Regions from separate parts of the Homo sapiens genome. Here region 1 is linked to region 2. A link is a contact called in ENCODE Hi-C or POLR2A ChIA-PET data. All regions are on one chromosome and are shown on one strand. The core of a region is the stretch at or near the end of the contact, and the rest is flanking DNA. Distances in the headings are between cores, read along the strand shown.

What was found. Hi-C counts contacts between places; a loop is a spot of excess contacts on that map. ChIA-PET counts read pairs that join two places held with the same protein, here RNA polymerase II (POLR2A). Pooled maps may share reads with other maps.
Region 1: a loop to region 2 is called in a map of body of pancreas, with 4 times the contacts of the local background. The contact joins two enhancer-like sites. A Hi-C loop is called at or near these places in 7 of 168 maps with a recorded cell type or tissue (HepG2, Panc1, Right ventricle myocardium inferior and 3 more) and 3 of 50 pooled maps. POLR2A ChIA-PET finds 5 or more read pairs at or near these places in 3 of 52 experiments (OCI-LY7, RWPE1 and activated T-cell).

Annotation. Positions count from the first base shown.
Region 1 is chr9:13,566,661-13,571,481 of GRCh38, reverse strand. No RefSeq gene overlaps it. Among named protein-coding and RNA genes, the nearest start is that of LINC01235, 140 kb to the right of the region's middle. Within about 2 kb of position 2,826, at least 9 of the 41 ENCODE cell types and tissues checked have a DNase peak (open chromatin) inside an H3K27ac peak, as active enhancers do; they include heart right ventricle, where a contact is called at or near this core.
Region 2 is chr9:13,511,080-13,516,005 of GRCh38, reverse strand. No RefSeq gene overlaps it. Among named protein-coding and RNA genes, the nearest start is that of LINC01235, 82 kb to the right of the region's middle. Within about 2 kb of position 2,190, at least 6 of the 41 ENCODE cell types and tissues checked have a DNase peak (open chromatin) inside an H3K27ac peak, as active enhancers do; they include heart right ventricle, where a contact is called at or near this core.

The DNA of each region.
Region 1 (4,821 bases), core at 1,577-4,076, 55 kb before region 2:
CCCACCGCGCCCAGCCAGATGAAGTATTAAAATGACATTTCTGACACAATTTACCTATGTTTGAAAAACATATAAGCAGCATGTGATAGCTATTAATTAAATATTGATTTATTAACACACAGGTCTCATAGAGAATAGCAATTCATGGATGAACAAGCCTTGGAAATAGTGTCAGACTTCTAGTTAGGTACCATGAGCAACTTATAACTTGCATCATGCTTGTGTTCAAATAGAAAGGAGTAACTTTCAGTTCAGTCTTGTGTACCTTACAGTGGATAACTAGAAAAGAGGAGAATGAACTCAGAGAAAAGACAGGGTTGGGTTGGGCACAGTGGCTCACGACCTAGCACTTTGGGAGGTCGAGGCTGAGATCAGGAGTTCAAGACCAGCCTGGCCAACATGGTGAAACCCTGTCTCTAGTAAAAACAAACAAACACACAAAAAGACAAAATCAAAATTAGCCAGGTGTGGTGGCTCGTGCCTGTAATCCCAGCTACTTGGGAGGCTGAGGCAAGAAAACCACTTGAACTCAGAGGTGGAGGTTGCAGTGAGCTGAGATCTTGCCACTGCACTCCAGCCTGCGTGACAGAGTAAGACTGTGTCTCAAAAAAATAAAAATAAAAGACAGGGTTGAGTCTAAAAACATGACATAATAACACTGGCAGTGTACAGTCTGTTTCTGGGAATGAATTTCCTGATTTTTCTATCTCATTCACATGGCTGGCCCAAATGCTGACTGTGAACCCTGAGAAGCCTAACTGGACATTTGTCATAAACTCCAAGTACACAGACATTCTTGTATAAGATCATGGTTATTGCAAGACGACTGGTACAATTAAAGCACTTCTGTAATTCTACGTGGGAACCTGCTGTGTCTAGTATTATAAGACAGGTTTTGGACTCCAGATTTGAGAAGTAGATGACTAAGAAATACTGGCAAGTGCTAATTCCTGTCCCTGGATAAAAAAAGACCATAAAGGCCCCAGATAAAATATGATGCTGGCTTATTTTTCAGACACATTTTCTGGAAATTTGTGATCTCCACCAATCTTAAAAAAAAAAAGAAGAAGAAAAAGTAATGTCCATTTCTGGATCCTTGGGCCAGGCTCCCTTAGTCAGTTCTCTATTTTTCTTACCACCCAGATACTAAAACATTTGGCATACGTGGGATCATAGTGTTTCAGAGCTGGAAGGGAAGCTCTCCCACCCTGGTTTTATCTGTAGGCTGGATAAAGGTTTGGGATTTAGCAATAGGCTTTGCTAACTCAGCTTGTAAAAATCACATCCTTTATCAACTCCCCAGATGGTTTAGATCATTAAAAACACAACAAAACAAAACAAAAGCCCTTCAGAGTGTACACTGTGAAGATATTCTCTAATTTCCAAGAAAAATAAATATATGTCGAATTTCTCACAGATTTCTCACACTCTCTCAGTATACAGCCAGAATTGTTGTGGTGAATGGAGAACTTAAAAGCATCGTTTTTGAAACTGCAAAGCCTTGTGCTGAATACTTAACTTCCAACAGCCCCTTTGCCTTTCCAGCTTGTCCATCAGTCCCCAATTCCAAGTCAGTATTTATCTATTGGAGCTTAGCTTAAACTGAAAAGTGGATGTCTTTATTCAATAAATTTGGGGCAACTGGCTCTCAATAAGCAACAAAAACAAAAAGGCTATTTCAAGTCAAAGAGACCTCAAGAAACTATCCCACCATCTGCTGGGGAGAGAGAAATGAGCCTGTGGGCCAATAGCTCTTTATTGAACAGAAGAAATAGTATTGTCATCTAAATTTTCTGCAACACTCTTTGGATCAAAATATTATAATCACAGCAAATAGATGCAGCAAATAGATGTGGCCACACTTAATGGATACTCAAAGGGCCAAACCACTGCTCACTTTGGATCATTTACTGTCATTTGGAAGTAAAACTGGGGGGCCGAGGGGGCTGGGGCTGGAGGGAGAAAGGGAGACCTTACGTTAAGCTGGCATGCACCAGTGGATAAATGGCTGGCATTTGCAGAGCTGCATTGCAGGGGAGCTTTTAGCGGTTTGCCACTGCCAGCTGATGTCTCTGTGAACATCAGTGCCAAGAAGCCAAAAATGAAAGCAGGTGCAGGGGCAGAGGAACTGAATGTTGAGGGCGAAGGGGAGGGGGATTCAGCAACAGAACTTCTGTTGTTAAAAATTGGTTGCCTTCATTAAAACCTAAACAATGCCTCACTTTAAACTCTGCATAACATTTTTAGCCCTGCTAGAGTCCTGCACACACACTTAAGACAAGCCTCTTACATTTATGCACTAGACTAAGAGACTCTTTTTTGTTTGTCTCTCTCCAAAGCTGTGGATTGTCTGCTAGACGGCTGAACTCCGATTAGAGCAGCTTTCCTTCCGAAGCCAGGAGCATCTGCTTCTGAAAGTGCCCCTTTGCTCCCGTCTCTCCCAGAGTGCCCCCTCTTCAGAAAGTCCCACTTCGACACAACCAGGGCCTGGGAACAGGGAATATTCCTGAACTCGGCGTGTCTTCGCCAAGCAGTGTCGCCAGTTCAGCTCTCTGAAATGCTGCTTTCCGATGAGAAAACAGACGGGACTCAGTGTCGCCGGCGATTTACATTTCCCTCAAAAGCTCTATGTTCCTGCAACATTGTTCCCCGAGCCCACCGTAAGTGACAGCAGGAAAAAAAAACAATGGGAGTAAGCGAAGAATAAAGGTAAAGGTTCAAGACCAACAGAGAGAAGGAACTAAGGCTTGCCACGGGGCACATTAAAAATGAAGAATAAAACAGAAAGACATCTGCCCCCTCTGCTGCCCAGCACGGCTGAGCCATTTCCAGCAGTGACTTCATCAGTGACCAGCCCAAACTGGAGAATGTGAAAGTCATCTTTCATAGAGATAGGACAAAAATACTGATCACACACAGCCTTCTCACAACTGTGATGGAGGAAGAACAAACCCCAATGAGAGGAAACTGCAGGCAATCCATGTGCTTGGTTGAAAATACAGTTTGCTTTGTGTTTTCTAATGGACATTACTGCAATGAGGGAAATAGCATGTTTGTTTTTACAGGCTTTTAGAAAATACAGAAATGACAAAGTTCATCTACAAGCCAGATGCTCGGCACAAACCAGAAAGAGCTCAATCTACTAAAACTAGGATGCCACAACTTTGGGGTCAAAAATTGTAATTATAATTTAGCATGGATATGTATGGTGACTGTTGGGAATGGTAGTGAGAATTAGGTTTTTTTTTTCCTATGGCCTTACACTTGGGAATAGTTTATAGTGAATCTTCATATCTTCTACCACAAAGTATTACTGTTTTGTCCGTAGTAAGTTTGGTTATAATGAACTTTTAAAACCCAGAAGAAAGTTTAAAAACTCAAACCAGAAACACAAACAGGATCAGATGCCAAAAGCGTGAGTGGACAGAAATGAACTTAGTTCATAAAGCAAGTAAAGTCTAACTTTTAGTCTGAATGAAATATTGAGTTTGGACAACGGGATACTGCAAAACTGAGAAATCTGAGAGAAGTGGAATGCTCTAATAGGAAAAAACAAAAAACTGGCCAAGACTAGGAGAAGGCATTCCAAAAAAAGAAGCAGAGATGGCTAATAATATAAAACAACGCTCAATCTCAGGATTAAAAAAACAAAAATGTAGAAGTGAAAGAATGCTCACCTACAAAATGCATATCTGAAAAACATTCTCAATATTGTTAAGGATTTGAGGGAAATGAACTCAAATCTTAAAAGGAAATTGAAAAAACGTGCACAAAAATCCTTAAACATTATGACTGATAGAAAGTTATCTTGGCCAAATACTAAAACAAGTAATATATTTACATACAAAAGAGTTCACTGTGTGGTTTTAAATATCACACAGTGATATTTAAATATTAAAAATAGAAATATAATTATTAAAATATAAGAAAATGGCTAAGAAAATTATGGTATATACATAAATCATGTTTTAGAAAAATATTCACTGACATGGGAAAGGGCTTGTAACATGCTTGCTTAATGAAAAAAATAGGTTGTAAAACAGTATAGTTAATACAGGGTGATCTTAATTATGTGTGAAGCATCTACGTGAAAATGTTAACAGCAGTTGTTATAAGCCCTAGGATTACAGGTGATTTTTTCTTAATTTTCCCCCTTTATTCCTTCTTTATTTTTTCAAAATTTTCAAAATGAAAATTTATGTATTTTGAAATTTTATTGTAGAGTATTATATTAAAAAGTACACACATGGGGCAGGGCGCGGTGGCTCACGCCTGTAATCCCAGCACTTTGGGAGGCCGAGGAGGGCGGATCACGAGATCAGAAGATTGAGACCACCCTGGCTAACACAGTGAAACCCTGTCTCTACTAAAAATACAAAAAATTAGCCGGGCATGGTGACGGGCGCCTGTATTCCCAGCTACTCGGGAGTCTGAGGCAGGAGAATGGTGTGAACCCGGGAGGCGAAGGTTGCAGTGAGCTGAGATCTCACCACCGCACTCCAGCCTGGTGACAGAGCGAGACTCTGTCTCAGAAAAAAGAGGATAGAGAGAGAGAGCCTTCTCCCTCTATCACAGTTGTGAGAAGGCTGTGTATGATCGGTATTTTTGTCCTATCTCTATGAACATATGAAAATATATCTCCACAAACTTAAGAAACGTCCCTGTAACCAGCATCCACATCGAGAAACAGAACACCACTAGTTCCCGGAACATCAATCCTGCCCCTTCCAGTTCTCTTATCTCTCCTACAAGATAAACTCTCTCCTGACTTGTAACACCACAGATGAGATTTGCCTTTTGTGTATTTTAAATGAAGGAATC
Region 2 (4,926 bases), core at 941-3,440:
CTCACCATTTTACTATAGTAAAGGTCAAAGTCCTTACAGTGACCTACGGGGCTTTATATGATCTGGTCGCAGATCTCTGACCTTGTGTAAAACTCCTCTATTCCTTATTCTCTCTGCTCCAGCTACTCTTCTCGGGCCTTCTTGTTCTCTCTTAAATACCTTTGGCACTATTCTGTCTTCGAGCCTTTGCTCAAACTGTTCCTTCTTCCACTTCTGGAATGTTCTTTCCCTAGTATGGCTAATTCTTCCACTTTCTTCAATCTTTTGATAACATCTCATTTTTTCAAGAAGGCTTATCCTGACAACCCTATTTAATACAGTAAGCTGCCCATCACCTCCACACTGCACTCTCAATTCTGTGACTTGGCTATGTGTTTTCTTTTTTTCAACAGCACTCATCAACTTGTGTCACACTGTATAATTTATTTATGCATTATGCTTATTATTGTGGCCCTTTTCTTTGCTCCCATAACGTAAGCTCCTTAAGAACAAGAATTTTTTTTATTTCTCATATGGCTCAAGGATAAAGAACAATGCCCAACACAGGGTAGGCATATATTAAACATTTATTGAGGTGAAAAGATTTCACTTAGTCATCCCTGTAGAGTTATTCATGGGAATGGGGAGAGTGATCTTAAAATTAGAATGCTCCAAAAGTAATTAATGCATGATATCTAGATTGACTTGGTCATTTTGCAGTAGTCTTAATTTATCAGTACAGAGAATTCTGTTTTGTGTACCTTAATATACAGATTAATTTAGTTTTTTATGGGTTAAGCCTTGAAGAAGTAGGAGATAGCCCTAAATATAGCAGTTTCATGAGGGAAGGTAACCTGGAGTAAAAATTTCACCTCAACCATGAAATGATTGATGTACAGGCAAATAAGAGTCAATTGCTCAGCAAGTATATGAACACAAAACAACAATTGTACCCTTAAGATATTAAAATCCAAATCAAAGCCAAGTGTGGTGGCTCACGTGTGTAATCCCAGCACTTTGGGAGGCCAAGGCTGGTGGGTCATTGAGGTTAGGAGTTTGAGACCAGCCTGTCTAACATGGTGAAACCCCATCTCTACTAAAAATATAAAAGTTAGCTGGGCGTGGTAGCAGGTGCCTGTAATCCCAGCTACTCGGGAGGCTGAGGCAGGAGAATCATTTGAACCTGGGAGGCGGAAGCTTCAGTGAGCCAAGATCGTGCCACTGCACTCCAGCATGGGTGACGGAGAAATTCCATCTCAGAAAATATTAAAATAAAATCCAAATTAATATTCTCACTTATAAATTCCTACTTATTTTCCATAAGTCAAAAGAGACCATGTTTTAAAGGACCTTTTCCCCTGCATTAAAAAAGTAGCATTTTAAATAATAAAGTGGTAGTTACATAGCTGTTTGCTTCATAATATTTTCTTAACATGAACCAATATGTTTTGTGTATTTTTTCTAAATGCATGTTGCATTTCACAATAGAAAAATGAAAAATGTTCTAAAAACCACATACAGCAAGACTTTCATGAATATAGAGAGGTATAAAACAAATTGAGGTAAACCCTTAACATTGTGTTTTCAGACAACCTGATAAATTTACTTCAAAATTGCACATCCTCTGCCGCTCCCACCTCTGTGAGCTCCTGGTGTGAATGGTTTGCTCTGCCTCAGACAGGGTGACTGAGGAATGCCAGGTGCGCCGCTGCATTCGGAGGCAGGCAGGCAGCAAGGAGACAAAGGCCTCGCAGTGCTCTCACTCAGACAGCGCAGGATCAGACTCCCTCTGAGTGATTAGCCTCTGGGGTACCCAACAATAACAGACTCACGCAGGTTTTCAAAACAGAGAAACAGCTTTCACGAAGCTAATAACTTCAGGCCTGTGTGAGTCCTGGGAATAGGCTCTCCTCCCTCCGAGAGGCCTCTGAAAGCCTGGTTCCCCACAACCTAAAGCAAAGTTAAAGCCCTCTTCCTCAAGGTCACCAAATAAAAACCAGATGAGTCCAGAGGGCAGATGGGACGCTCCTGGACACCTCTGGATGTGTTCTTGAAAGAGAGGTGGGAAGAGGAGAAACCGTGCAGAGAGGGGAGAGTTGGTAACACGCTGACTGAGCAGTGACAAAGCACTAACAGGAAGGGAGAGGCCCTGTTCCGCCTGAAGGCAAAATAAACTGACAACAGCCGGGAAGATGGGACAGAGAGAGAAGTCAAAAGAGGCATACCAGGAGCTGTCTCGGCAGGCCTAGGCTGAGAAAAGCCCAGCCTCCTCGCAAATCCATGTGGGATAAAGACTGTACAGTTTAACAGGAGAAATGAATAAGAGCCATAAAAATGCTGCGCATAATCCTATCTGGGTCACTTATTATAGTATATCATGTAAATATCATATGAGGATGCCGACCTTCAAAAAAAGAAAATTCCACAGAACATTTTCTTCTTCGGCAATAGGGAGGGTTTTCTGAAGCATACAGCTTTACTGAATTAATAACTTCCTCTCTGTCTCTGTCGACTCTGGGGGCCCCTGATCTCATCTTTCCTCTCTCTGCGTCCAAAATAAGTTAGAAAGAGGTCACGTGGAATGGCCCTGAGAAGTAAACTTATAAAGAAAAGCTAGTTTTTACTGCCCTCCATAGCCTCCTTGCTTCCTCCATACCCTGTTCTTCCCCGATCCAAACACAAGAACACTCTCCTCTTTTTGGCTCCATTACTTGACTCCAAGGAAAAGTTACTCCCTTGGAAGAAAGAAAAGAAGGAAAGGCCAATCCAAGCACATTTTTTGAAACATTAAAACCTGAATTCCCAGTCTTTTAGTGATAGGTGCAAATCTGCTCTCCATTCAAAGCTGGAAAGCCATGTGTGGAAGGAAACCTGCTGAGAGCATCAGTATCTTCTTCTTCTTCTTTTCTTTTCCTTTTTTTTTTTTTTTTTTTTTTTTGAGAGGGAGTCTCACTCTGTCACCCAGGCTGGAGAGCGGGCAGCGGTGCGATCTCAGCTCACTGCAACCTCCGCCTCCCGGGTTTAAGCGATTCTCGTGCCTCAGCCTCCCTAGTAGCTGAGTTTACAGGCACACACCACCATGCCTGACTAATTTTTGTATTTTTAATAGAGATGGTGTTTTGCCATATTGGCCAGGCTGGTCCCGAATTCCTGACCTCAGGTGATCCACCCACCTCGGCCTCCCAAAATGCTGGAATTACAGGCGTGAGCCACTTTGTCTGGCCTGCATCTTCGCTTCTAGTGAGCTCTGCCTGATCCTTCCTAATGCTAAGTATGTTAGGCAAACTTGGCAGCTTTCAGCCAAGAATTCTTTCCCACCAGAAATGTTCACCAGAAGCAGGGCATCTGAGTGCAACTGCATCTATGATTTCAGTGGCAAAACTGCTTTGGACCCTATCTCAACAGATGGTCTTTATCTATCCTCCTCAAACCATAGTGCATGAACTTCATTTTAAATACACTTTTACTTTTGAAATATCTCATATCCCGCATGCTCTTTTCTCAATTCTTGACATTTAAATTATATCCCTTTTTTAAAATATGAGCCCAAGATGTAATAGAATTGATCACTTCTGCTACCTAGTTAACATGTTTGGGTGGGGAGGGGAACTTAACCACCCACAGTGCTCTCTCTGGGAACGACATCACCACCCTCCCTGCTGAAGAGATAGGGCAAGTTCCTTCCACATGATCCTTCTCTCCAGTACAATGGACTAGACTAGAGGTGAAAAAACTGCCCCAAGGCCAGTCAATTCAGCAGCTGGCTAGAATCCCTCAGGCCAACTCTCACTGTGTCTTCAATTTAAACTAAACGACACAGACAGAGAGAATCAGTCAAACATGTCACTATGTTTTAATATTTTCCCTCATTCCCCAAGAAGATTGTGTGGAGCTTTCATTTTCAGAATTTGCATAATGAAATAATGGCTATATTTTAACTTTTCCAAATATAAAGTTATATTAAAATATGAAAGATGGATGTTCATACTGCTCATCCCCCTCCTCTCCATAATTAAAGATTGAGATATGCACACTCCATCTGGAGTAGACACGCTAGCTCAGTTGAGAATCAGGGCTGCAGTTGGCAAATGAGAGTATTGGGCCTGTAAGATGAAACACACTGCGGGTCACCATGTGGGACCATGTGTAGGCAATAGAAGCCAGTCTGGTGAAAGAGTGGGCAGACAGTCACAGATAACTAGAGCTGAAATAAAGCATGCAAACCCTGAGACATATTGTGAAGATATTTTGTGACCCCTGGGAGACCCAGAACTGATTCCATTTCTAACATCTATCTAGTTGTAGTTAACAGAACTAACTCTACTTTAATTCATGTGTTTGGAAGCTTGCTATACCATAAGTTACCCTTTTCCCTTGGTGAAAAGGCTTTCTCTTTTAACAGAGCTAAATGTTTCTATTCCTTGAAGAAATGTTTTGAAGCCAATTAGGCTAAATTTAAAGTACCAATAATAGGTGATTGGCCCTCAAATTATTACAGCCACAGAACTAAAATCCACTGTCGTTTCAGCAGAGCAATTTTTTACTTTTGTTGTTAAATATATACATCTTGTCTAAACATACTATAGACTTAATGTATTAGATTTAAAGCAATATGAAATGTTTAATGAACTATAGCTTTGTTGTACTGTGTTTATTTTTTCTTCTTTTTGACATCCTCCAAACATGTCAGTAAGGCAGATAATGTAGTAATAGATGTTTATAAACTCAAATTGTGCAGTCATTATATGTATGATTATAGTATTCCTGAGCAGAGGAAAAAAAAGATGATGCATGTTTTTAACAAAAGATAAGTAGAGGCAAATGATGACTTGACCAATTTGCCATGCTCACACTAAAACTGTGCAGCAATAATGAAAACTATGCATTACAATTGTGAAACATACTCCAGAAAGAAAGCTAGAGAAATGTTTAGAGATCTTTTAGAAA